Linked DNA regions of Homo sapiens: region 1 is linked to region 2. Evidence: chromatin contacts called from ENCODE Hi-C or POLR2A ChIA-PET data. All regions are on one chromosome and are shown on one strand. Each heading gives the region's core, a stretch centred on a gene start or an enhancer-like site at or near the end of the contact. The rest is flanking DNA. Distances are from core to core; before and after follow the strand shown.

Region 1 (5,237 bases), core at 2,249-4,748, 76 kb after region 2:
ATTAATTTAAATATGTATACAGATGGTCTTAGTGCAAAGAAATAACTGACAAGAAAGTCCTTGAAGTTGGGTGCCTGATAGGAGAGACTACTGAGGTATTCGAAGATTTGGGGGAGAGGAAAAGTCAAATTGGAACACATCCTTAAGAATCTAAAATCTCCAGTAGACCTGCATAAGGCTTTAAAAGGTAAACACCATCAAGTACTTATTCCTGTATCATTCCACAACTCATGCATATATGTGAAGAATTGCAGAATTTTGTAAAACGTTTGTCCATATCCTGTTAGAGATCTGTCCTGCAGCTAATTTAAAACTGAACCATGTTCCTCGTTTCTGGGACTTGGCACTTGACTCATTCTCCTGTTAGGACTGTGACCTTGCTGGTCTGTGTTTCACCCCACAGATCTACATCCAGTTGTTTTGGCTAGGCCCCTGATTCTACCTCATCTGTCTCTGAGATGGGCTGAGTTTTATAAGTGGGCTGGAGAAAACCACCATGGTAGCAGCAGACCAATTTCTCCATCTACTTAGGGACTTTATTCCCAGCATCCAGATTTTCTTTTCCTTCTTGCTCCTTTTCCTTCATGAGGGACCTCACATTTATTGATACAACTCTCTGCAGCCTCCAGGGGTCCTCATAAAACTTCTTTCCAGCCTCTCAGGGGTATGAGAAAATTGAGACTCAAGAGGTGCAAGGATGAGCACTTGAACCTCAGCCAGATGGTATTTCTGAACTACTGCCGCTCATGTGCATAACCTGATAAGAAGCCATGGTCAGGAGGGATCCAGGAAGTGAGCCCCTCCCCCAAGCACAAGCATGAAGACATTTATCTAGGGCAAAGGCCACAAGGGGAGAAGGATGTGGCCCCTGGGTCGGGGTGGGAGAACAAGCATAGCCCTGGTTCTGACTCCATGGTGATCTTCCAGGCAGTGAACTTGAATACCTGCTGCCTGGACTCTTGCTGTCTCTTCAGATTATCCTTCCTCTCTCTCTCTCTCTTTAATCTGCCTTATATAGATGTGTACTTGGGAATACTTCTATGACATAACTTCCTTCCATGAAAATAAATTATACCTTTACTTGGAACCCTGAAGTTTGGAAGAGAAAGGAGCTAATTAGTCCAGTCAATTAAGTCAATTTTAAGTTAATTTTAAATGAAACACACCCCTAGATCTAGTTTGAATTTTTTACCTTGGGTGCAAGGATTTTCTAGTTGAGGCCAAGATGCCCTCAAAGGTAGAAAAATACTATGAAATACCTCTTCTGTTAGGCTTTGGCAAGACTTTTGGGGGCAGAGGTGGTGTCATAAAGGGATCTTCTATACTATTTCCATTTCCTGAGGAAGATGATGTAGGTCTCTGGTTACATTTCTTAAGAAATTCACACCATTTCCCATCTCAGTTGATGAAAATTAATGCTCTTTTGTTCTTAGAAACATCCTTGCCGGAAAGAGAGGAAAAGTAAATTCTGGAATAATCTAAAATGATGATGATGATACTTAATGTCTATTGAACACTTACTATATGCCCCATGCTATGTGTTAACCTCATTCAGTCCTTAGTATAACCTTGTGAAAAAAGTATGAATATTATCTTCATTTGTAGATGAGGAAATTGAAGCAGAAATAACTTGTCCCAAGTTCTACAGCAATAAATTGCAGAGTAGGACTCAAACGCAACTCTGTCTCACCCCAAAGCCCATTTTCTAAAACACTGTTACCACTAGCTATGTGGGCCCTTCCAGTTGAGGTAGGCCATGGTTCTGAGTGGCCCTGTGCTGTGCAGGCCTTTATGAGTAGTACCCCATGAAGTTCATCACAAACTTCCCATTTCTGGCAAAGGATTCTATTATTCATTTTCAGGTGAAACTTTTAAAAGTCCTTCTTTGTAGCCCCATTAATTTTATGCATTTGCTAATTAGGGTTTTTTTTCATTTTGTTATTTATTTATTTATTTATTTATTTATTTATTTTGCAAAACATAAGGGGGCTATACCCCAGAATCAGGCCACATTTGAGTGCAATAAACCTCTCACTGTTGATCAGAACAGCTAAGTATACCTGCCCTGTCCACTGTTTAATAAGTCAACCTACTTAACAGCAGGACAGAAGCCATTTTCTTTTATTGTTTTCTTTTCCCTTGCTCATACAAAATTCTTTCATAACTATCACCCTGACTTTGAGTGAATAACCGTTACTCATTCTCTTCTCGTAGAGAAACATTTAAAATTGCAAGTTACTTTCTGTTCAAACAGTTGTCCCTGTTCAAAATCAAATTTCTTGCACTTAGGATCAGTGAGACTGCTAAGCAAATCCCCAAGATAAGTTTTGGATGAGAATGAACTCAAAGATCAGAGCATCATGGAAAATGGTGGAACTCCAGCCCCAAGGCTATCATATTGAGCAGAAGTGAAAGACAACACCAGCAGTAGAGGACAGTGCTGAGTCACCTGGTGGGAGGCAGGCCCACAGAGGCCAAGACTGTATACCCTGTGACAGAATCAGCATGAGGGGTAGGGCAGGGATTTCTTTCTTTCTTTTTTCTTTTTTTTTTAGTCAGACAGAGTCTCACTCTGTCACCCAGGCTGGAGTGCAATCGCGCGATCTTGGCTCACTGCAACCTCCGCCTCCCGGGTTCAAGCAATTCTCCTGCCTCAGCCTCCGGAGTAGCTGGGATTACAGGCATCTGCCACCACTCCCAGCTGATTTTTGTATTTTTAGTACAAAAAGGAGGTCTCGAACTCCTGACCTCAGGTGATCCGCCAGCCGTGGGCTCCCAAAGTGCTGGGATTATAGGCGTGAGCCACCACGCCTGGCCGGATTTCTTTTTGTCCATAATTTCTCTAATAAAACTACAGTCCTGTTGAAGAAACATCACGGGACAAATAGCCAAGATGTTACAAAGCACACGACTATGTAAGAAATAACCCCTTCATAATTGAGGCTCATTGTTACATCCTGACTTTCTGGGAGGTGTTTCCTTAGCTAGCAACCCTGGAAGTTCCTGTGTCCTGGTTAGGATTTCAGCTTACTGCTGCTGTTGGTGTCTTGCAAATTGGCCTTTGGGTATTCTAGTGGGCAGATTTCCTTCCTGTAAAATTCCAAAAATACTGTTTTTAATTCATATGACCTGTATGTTCCCATGAATACAGTTATTCTGATGTTGCTTTAACCTTGTGCACCATGGCAAATATTTGCTTCCTCTAAAACTCCCTCCCCAGTTTGCTTCCGTTTTACACGCTCAAGGCCAGTCTATTCTAAAAGAGATATATAATCTTGTGTCCTTGCTCCTAGACTTAGAAATGTCATGGCTATCATTGCTTCAGTTCAACCCCAGATCCCTTGGGTGGCCCAGCTCAGCAGAGCTTGTTTTCCTTCATGTGCTGCTTAGTTATTGTTGAGGCTGCTGAACTCACTTTTTCCTTCCCAGTGCCTCTTGAAACCCAGCCATCTTTCCCCACAGGAGAGTAAGCCCCTGCTGATAGGAATCTTCCCATGTGCCACATGCACACAGCAGTTTGCCAACGTGGATGGCTGCCAATGGTTTTCTCCTAGTTGCAAGTTTATTTTCCCTGGATGGCAGTGCTGTGCCACACGGGTGGTCCGTGACACACTAGGCTTCCCATTGATAGAAGCTTCTTTGTGGAGAAGTGCCTCTGGTGTACTTGGGGTTCCCACAGACATATGTGACAGTTGAATAAGTGAAAAAATATTTTCATATTTTAGTGATTTTTAGCTTATTTTGCAGCAGAAGGATGTGTCAATATTAGTGTACGCTATAGGCCCCTCAAGAGGTAACAGATTGCTCCAGCCCCGGGGGACTTCACTGACTGTTACATCAGACCTGGAGCCACCAGAGAGCACCCTATAGGCAGCCACCCATGATTGGCCTATTAATGAAAGTGTTAAGGATTCCACACTATGTACCCCTACTTTGTAGGGCATGGCATGGGTCCCTGGCTAACTCTGCAAAGCAGGGAGAATGAGCACCTTCCTACAACTGCACGTTAGGGAGCTATACCTCTCTCCCCGCTAACTTCCCACTTCTGGTAAAATGCTACAGTCTTTAATCTTCTGCCCATTTTTAAAAAATTGAAATTGTATTGACTTACCTCCTTCACCCTATGTGACTTTCTCTCTCCAAAATCACAGGGCAGGCCCCCTATGGTACAATCTGAGTGCTACCTATAAAAAGGTTTTTCACACTGTGGGTTACAAAGATCATCTTAGTGAGTCATGATCAACATTTTAAAATATTGAATACAATGGAGTAGAAAATAGAATACATGCTCATAGTGAGGGTAAGTATTGTTTTGAGAAAGCCATGTTTAAGCTGTATATGTGTACGTATATGGATATTCAGCATAAATCTGATTTTTTATGTAGATCGTGGTCAAGTCTGGAAGCCCCTGATTGTAGAGCCCTATCTTCTACCTTAGTCTCAAAGTACCTACCATTCCCATCAGCTTGCCTTTAAAGTTGGGCCAGCTCCTGCTCTGCAAAGCCTCAATTGTGTGGAACCTTCCTTAATTATATGGGCCTTGGGCACTCCAGGTCTTAAATCATTAAAGACAGATTAAATTATGGCCACACTGCATGTTCTAAGGCAAGGGGTGTACTCATGGGCTTCAGATTTTTTTGAATTAAGACAAATTGGTCTTCTATTAATTCTTGGTTAATAAGAAAATTCAATTTAGCCCAGTATGATGCTCTGTAAGCATTTTGGATATTCAAGGCTTTTCTCTGGAATGCAGGGGTTTAAGACATACAGCAAGCAGGGACTTTGCTGGGGAAAGACGAAGTGTCTTTTCTTTTCATGCTTTAATAGGTAGAAAGAAGCCTCCTAGTGTACATGGAGAAATATATTTAGCTATCTTTACGACACCCTTTGCCTCTGACTGATTATATGGATAAGGAATTGTTTTAGCAAGCTCTCCCCAGCCACATCTAGAAAGTCTCCTCAAAGGCATGTTTATTTAGTCTTTAGAAGGGACTTCTCGTGTGATAATGAGATAAGAATAGCAGCAACTCTGGGTTATTGGGCATTTAGTGTTAGTCACAGACCTAAGTGATTTACTTTACATTATTTCATCTGATCCTTGTAACAGCCCCCCTGAGGTGTCTGTTGTCATCCCCCTTTTACAGAGAAAAAAAATAAACTGGGTACTAAGGAAGTTATGTAACTTGTCCAAGGTCACATACCTGTGAGTGGTGGAGAGGGGATTCCACTGAGCGTAG
Region 2 (4,894 bases), core at 1,732-4,231:
CTTCTTTTAAGGATATGAGCCCTTAAAAGTGCTTGGATTATGGGCCCCCACTACTCCAGTATGACCTTGTCTTAATTATATTTGCAACAACCCTATTTCCAAATAAGATCACATTCTGAGGTACTGGGGTTAGGACTTCAGCCGCACCTAGCCTGGACTTCAATATATCTTTTGGGAGGACACAATTCAATCCATAATACATGACAGACATTACTGTGCATCTGACTCCCCTGGAGATCTTGTTAACATGGGCTTGGAGTGGGGCTTGAGGTTCTGCATGTTCAAACAGCTCTTCCAGTGGATGTCAATGCTGCCAGCTCAGGGTTAGTGTGACTAATATGTTCTGGTTTGCGCAAGGCCTTCCTGGTTTTAGCAATGAAAATCCTGAATGCAGGGAAACCCCTCAGTCCTGGGCAAACTGGGATGGCTTGTCACCCTATATATATGTCATGGGCCACAATTGGAGAGCAAGGATCTAGCTACAAGCTATGTTAATTTATCTACTAATTACATTACTGAATATTCATATTTATCTTTATATTTAAATGGTTTATTTTTGCTAGAACAGTCCAAGTTTTCAAGAATCTGGACCTAAGAGATATTCCAAAAATGCTCCAAACTGTGAGACGGTGAGTTAGCTTAAACTGATGGGTGTCTTCTGTGAATGTCATATATTAACTCACCAAATTATCTATGATGCTTAGCAGTGTCACTGTTGGGCTGAACATTGAGATTTCTGACCTCTTTACAAAATAATTATACATGGCCAAGATCTTTTGATGCTAAGGATACCCACTGGGCTTGAAGTCTTCAGTATCCTTTCCCTGCTGCTGCAGCAGTTGGAATCAGCCTGGAGTCTGTAAGAATGAAAGAGAAAGCTCCTCTCTGAAGTTGGGTTTAAGTTCATTGCAGTATGGGGCAATGCCCCTCAACTCTTGCTTAATATTCAGACCACCTGAAGAGCTTCTAAAACGCGGAGCTTTCACCCCACACCAAATGACTCCAAATAGCTGGGATTGGGCACAGGCATTCATAATTGTTTTAAAACACCAGGTGATGCAAATGAGCACCCAGCATCGAGAATCAGTGTGCCAAGACCCCTTTATAACAGACACCTTGCTCAACCTGTCCCTTCTTTCACCTGCACCTATATTCCACCCTTGTATGCCCACATACCTTTTTGTTATAGTTGACAATTTCCTTAAACAGGTTCTCCTCTTCCTCATATTTTTGTCCTGTTCATACAGTTACCTTATTGACCTGAGACCACATATAACTGGATAGAGGTAATAATTACTCCTGTAACAACTGACCTTAGCAGGCTTTTCCCAAGCCTTATTGACTCTGTTTTTCACTCTTTCACAAATATGTATCCTTAACATCATCATCCACGATTGAGTTAACCTGTGATAGTGTTGCTGTTTTTGACTAGTCTCTTAGCAATCAAGCTAAATCTCCCACTGAATCTGTGTGTTCCTCTACAAACCATATCTGGGTGGAATGTACGTTTTTATTGTGATATAATTAATATATCATAAAAGTCATCCTCTTAAAGTATACAACTCAGTGGTTTTTAGTAATTCACAGTATTGTGCAACCATCATCACTATGTAATTCTAGAACATTCTCATTACTCTAAAAAGAAGCCGCTTACCCATTAAAAGTCACCTCATTCCTGCCTCCCACTCGCTGCAACCACTAATCTCTTTTGTCTCTATGGATTTGTCTATTTTGGATATTTCCTATACATGAATCATTCAATATGTGGTCTTTTGTGTCTGGCGTCTTTCGCTTAGCATATTTTCAAGGTTCATCCACGTTGCAGCATTTACCAGTAGTACTTCATTCTTTTTTGTGGCCGAATAATTTTCCGTTGTATGGAGGCACCGAATTTTGGTCATCCACTCATCAGCTGACGGATATTTGAGTTGTTTCCAATTTTTGGCTATTGTGAATAATGCCGCTATAAACATTCATGTATATGGTTTTGTGTGGGCATATATTTTCATTTCTCTTGGGTAAATACCCAGGAATGGAGTTGCTAGATCATATGCAAACTCTGTTCAACTTTTTGAGGAACTCCAAATTGGTTGTGAACATTATTTTTTGACCTCAATGCAGCTTTCCTTTACAGGAGGGAGGTGGACTGTACTTGTTAGCGCGCTGCAAATGATTCTCAGGCATATTAAACATTTTTCTGTATTCTGTTAAACATTGTATGCGCAGCAAGAATGACGCCTCATACAGACCTTTCTTGTCATTTCGTTTTATTATTTCAAAATGTAAGACAAATCTGAAAAATGGAGGAGCCTGCAGATACCTGTGGTGGCGAGGATTTGGGGTCTGTCTGAGCTCCGGCGTTCCTGCCCATCCCTCCAGCTGTATCTCTGGCCACCTGTCTGTTCCTGGCACAAACAAGGCCTGCTGGTTGCCAAGGACATGACTACGGGGCCATTTCCATGTGAGAAGGCCCTGGGGGGTGTCAAAATGCAGAAACGTGACTGATGGGCAGCGGGGCACCCATAAACTTCCCATAGCCAGGTGCAGGCATACCTGCAAATGTAACGCCCAACTGTGTACAAAGCAGAAATCTAAATGCCAGGGCGGACTGGGAGAGGTTCCCGTGACCTCTGACCCGGCCTCTAAATTCTCCCATTCCCTCCCCACTGTCCTGCCGCGCCCCGTGTCGCCTCGCCTGGCCTCGCCTGGCCTCGCCTCCCTCCTCCGCTGGGGGTCTAAGCCTGCGCAGTATTGCGAACGCGGGCGGCGTTTCCCGCATGCGCAGTCACTGCCCGGCCCGGCTTTTTCAGTAGGAGCCCCGCGCGGTGCGCGCTCACGCACGCGCACGGCCTCGCCTGCGCGCTCACGAGGCCTCTCGCGGCACGCGCCCCCGCCCCGCGCCGCCCCGCCCCGCCCCGCCTCTTCCCCCTCCCGCGCGCCCGCCCGCCGCCTGCCGCCGCCGCCGCCGCCGCCGGAGCTCTGTAGTATGGCATCGAGGAGAATGGAGACCAAACCTGTGATAACCTGTCTCAAAACCCTCCTCATCATCTACTCCTTCGTCTTCTGGGTAAGTGCCCACGCCGGGCCGGTGGCCGAGTCGCTGTCCATCGGTCCGTATGATGATGCTCTGAGAAAAGAAGTGGGGAGGAAAACCCAAACCAAAAATCAAATCTGGGACCCCTCTTTAAGGAGACAGGCGCGGGGTGCTGGGTCGGGGCTGCAGGATGGCAGGGTGCGGGTCGGGGCTGCTGGAACCCTAGACCTCGCTCCGCGCAGGCTGCAAGGGGCTGCGGAGTGTCGGTGACTGCAGGTTGTCGACCTTCCAAAAAAAAAATGTTAATGCATTAGTTTCTTTTATAATCTCCCGGGATAGGGTCAGCTCCTGGGGAAAGTTGCGGGTTTATTCGTCTGTTTTCCTCGCTGTACACCTTTCTCTCCCTTCCCCTACCAGCCGGTTCGCGGCGCCTCTTGGAGCTAACCTGTGGCGGGCTAGGAGAGGACACGGGAGCGTGGGGTTTAATCTCAGATTCCCAGTTATTCCTGACCCCACGGGGCTGCGGGAGGGAGGCACCAGAAGCACCGTGCCTGCCTGGCTGGGCAAGGGCGACCGAAGTCTCCCAAGCGCACGATGGGGAGCAGGCGTTGTCACCGCGTGGAGGCGCACGAAAGGGAGAGGGTCTTACATAAGCCGGGGGCATCTTTGAGGTTTCTTGGTGACCCAAGAGATGAGTCTTTGGATTCCTTTCCCACCTCCCTGCATCCTTACACTCCCTATCTGGTGGTTCTGTCACTGCATGAGCACAATCCGCAGCGCCCTGGCAGAGGGTCCCCTCCACTTGGTGATAGAGATAGCGCCCCAACTCTACTCCCCATCTATCCAGTGCTGCCGCCGGTCCTTGAAGCTCAATGCAGAAGGGTGACGTCACCCCTCAGCCAGGGCCGCGGGGGGCTGCGTGGTGCACCTCGCGGAGGGATGCGCCTTTCTGCGCGGGGGAGGGGGGAGGAGGAGGAGGGGGAGGAGGAGGAGGAGGAGGGGGCTCCAGGCTTGTGCCTTACCTCATCCTGTTTGGCAAATCATGGAATCAGTGCAGGGCTGACACTGCAGTGATTCACTGAGAGAGGTGCGTGGTACTTAAAGACCATTCCCTGTTATTTCTCTTTTCATGTCGGTGACCCCGTCTTCCCTAGTTCCTTACGCCCATAATCAAGCTACAGCTACCCCGCAGGGGAATGAATATCGACCCTCTTCCCCCCTTGTCCCCCAAATCTGGGTCATTTTAGCTTCTACGGCAGTCATTTTGAAATCTGAGGCTCTGTAGGAAAAGCCAGTTCAACCTTTGCTTGTTTTCTTCTTGCACCCCTCACCCCCGCCCCTCACCCACCACCATATATTAGCCCTATTTTTGCTTTGAAACTGGAGCACAGTGCTGTATGAGGTACCGAGAATCAGCTAGATGGCAAACCGGACTGTTTGCAATGGTCAAGGAAGAAGCAGAGATTTATTGAGGATCAAAAATATTCCTAATGCACCCGGACATTTCCTTATCGCTGGCGTTGGTGGTTCTTCAAGTCAGGGAAGGTATGGACTCCCCAGACCACACATACCAGGAGCTCTGCAATGAGCTAGGATAGATTAACTGGCATATTGCACAAGGCAAACACAGAAACGGACTTTATTTGGACTGACAACGACACAGGTTGAAATGTCTCAGTAGTGGAATTGTGAGCTATGCACAGATCATATCATCTTATGCTCTGCCTGTAAAAAGCAGTAACACATGCTGATTGCTGAAACTTCCCAGTAGCCATTCCTGGGAACTGGTTTAGCTTTTTATGTGTTTCCTTAAATCTCTTTTTGTTTGGCCCTTTATCATTTACTTGACTTCCTATTTGT

What was found. A loop is a pair of places that touch in the nucleus more often than their neighbours do. ChIA-PET counts read pairs that join two places held with the same protein, here RNA polymerase II (POLR2A). Pooled maps may share reads with other maps.
Region 1: a map of HepG2 shows a loop between it and region 2 (4-fold over the local background). The contact joins the enhancer-like site here to the promoter of TSPAN7 in region 2. A Hi-C loop is called at or near these places in 3 of 168 maps with a recorded cell type or tissue (HepG2, heart left ventricle and heart right ventricle) and 5 of 50 pooled maps. POLR2A ChIA-PET finds 5 or more read pairs at or near these places in 2 of 52 experiments (T-cell and WTC11).

What each region holds. Positions count from the first base shown.
Region 1 is chrX:38,634,138-38,639,374 of GRCh38, forward strand. The region is part of intron 1 of TSPAN7 (tetraspanin 7); the gene reads left to right. Among named protein-coding and RNA genes, the nearest start is that of TSPAN7, 75 kb to the left of the region's middle. Within about 2 kb of position 3,499, at least 2 of the 41 ENCODE cell types and tissues checked have a DNase peak (open chromatin) inside an H3K27ac peak, as active enhancers do.
Region 2 is chrX:38,558,561-38,563,454 of GRCh38, forward strand. It overlaps TSPAN7 (tetraspanin 7), which reads left to right and starts at 2,982. Exons shown (of 8, transcript NM_004615.4): 1 at 2,982-3,067. The coding sequence starts at 2,987. RefSeq lists an enhancer at 3,082-3,583.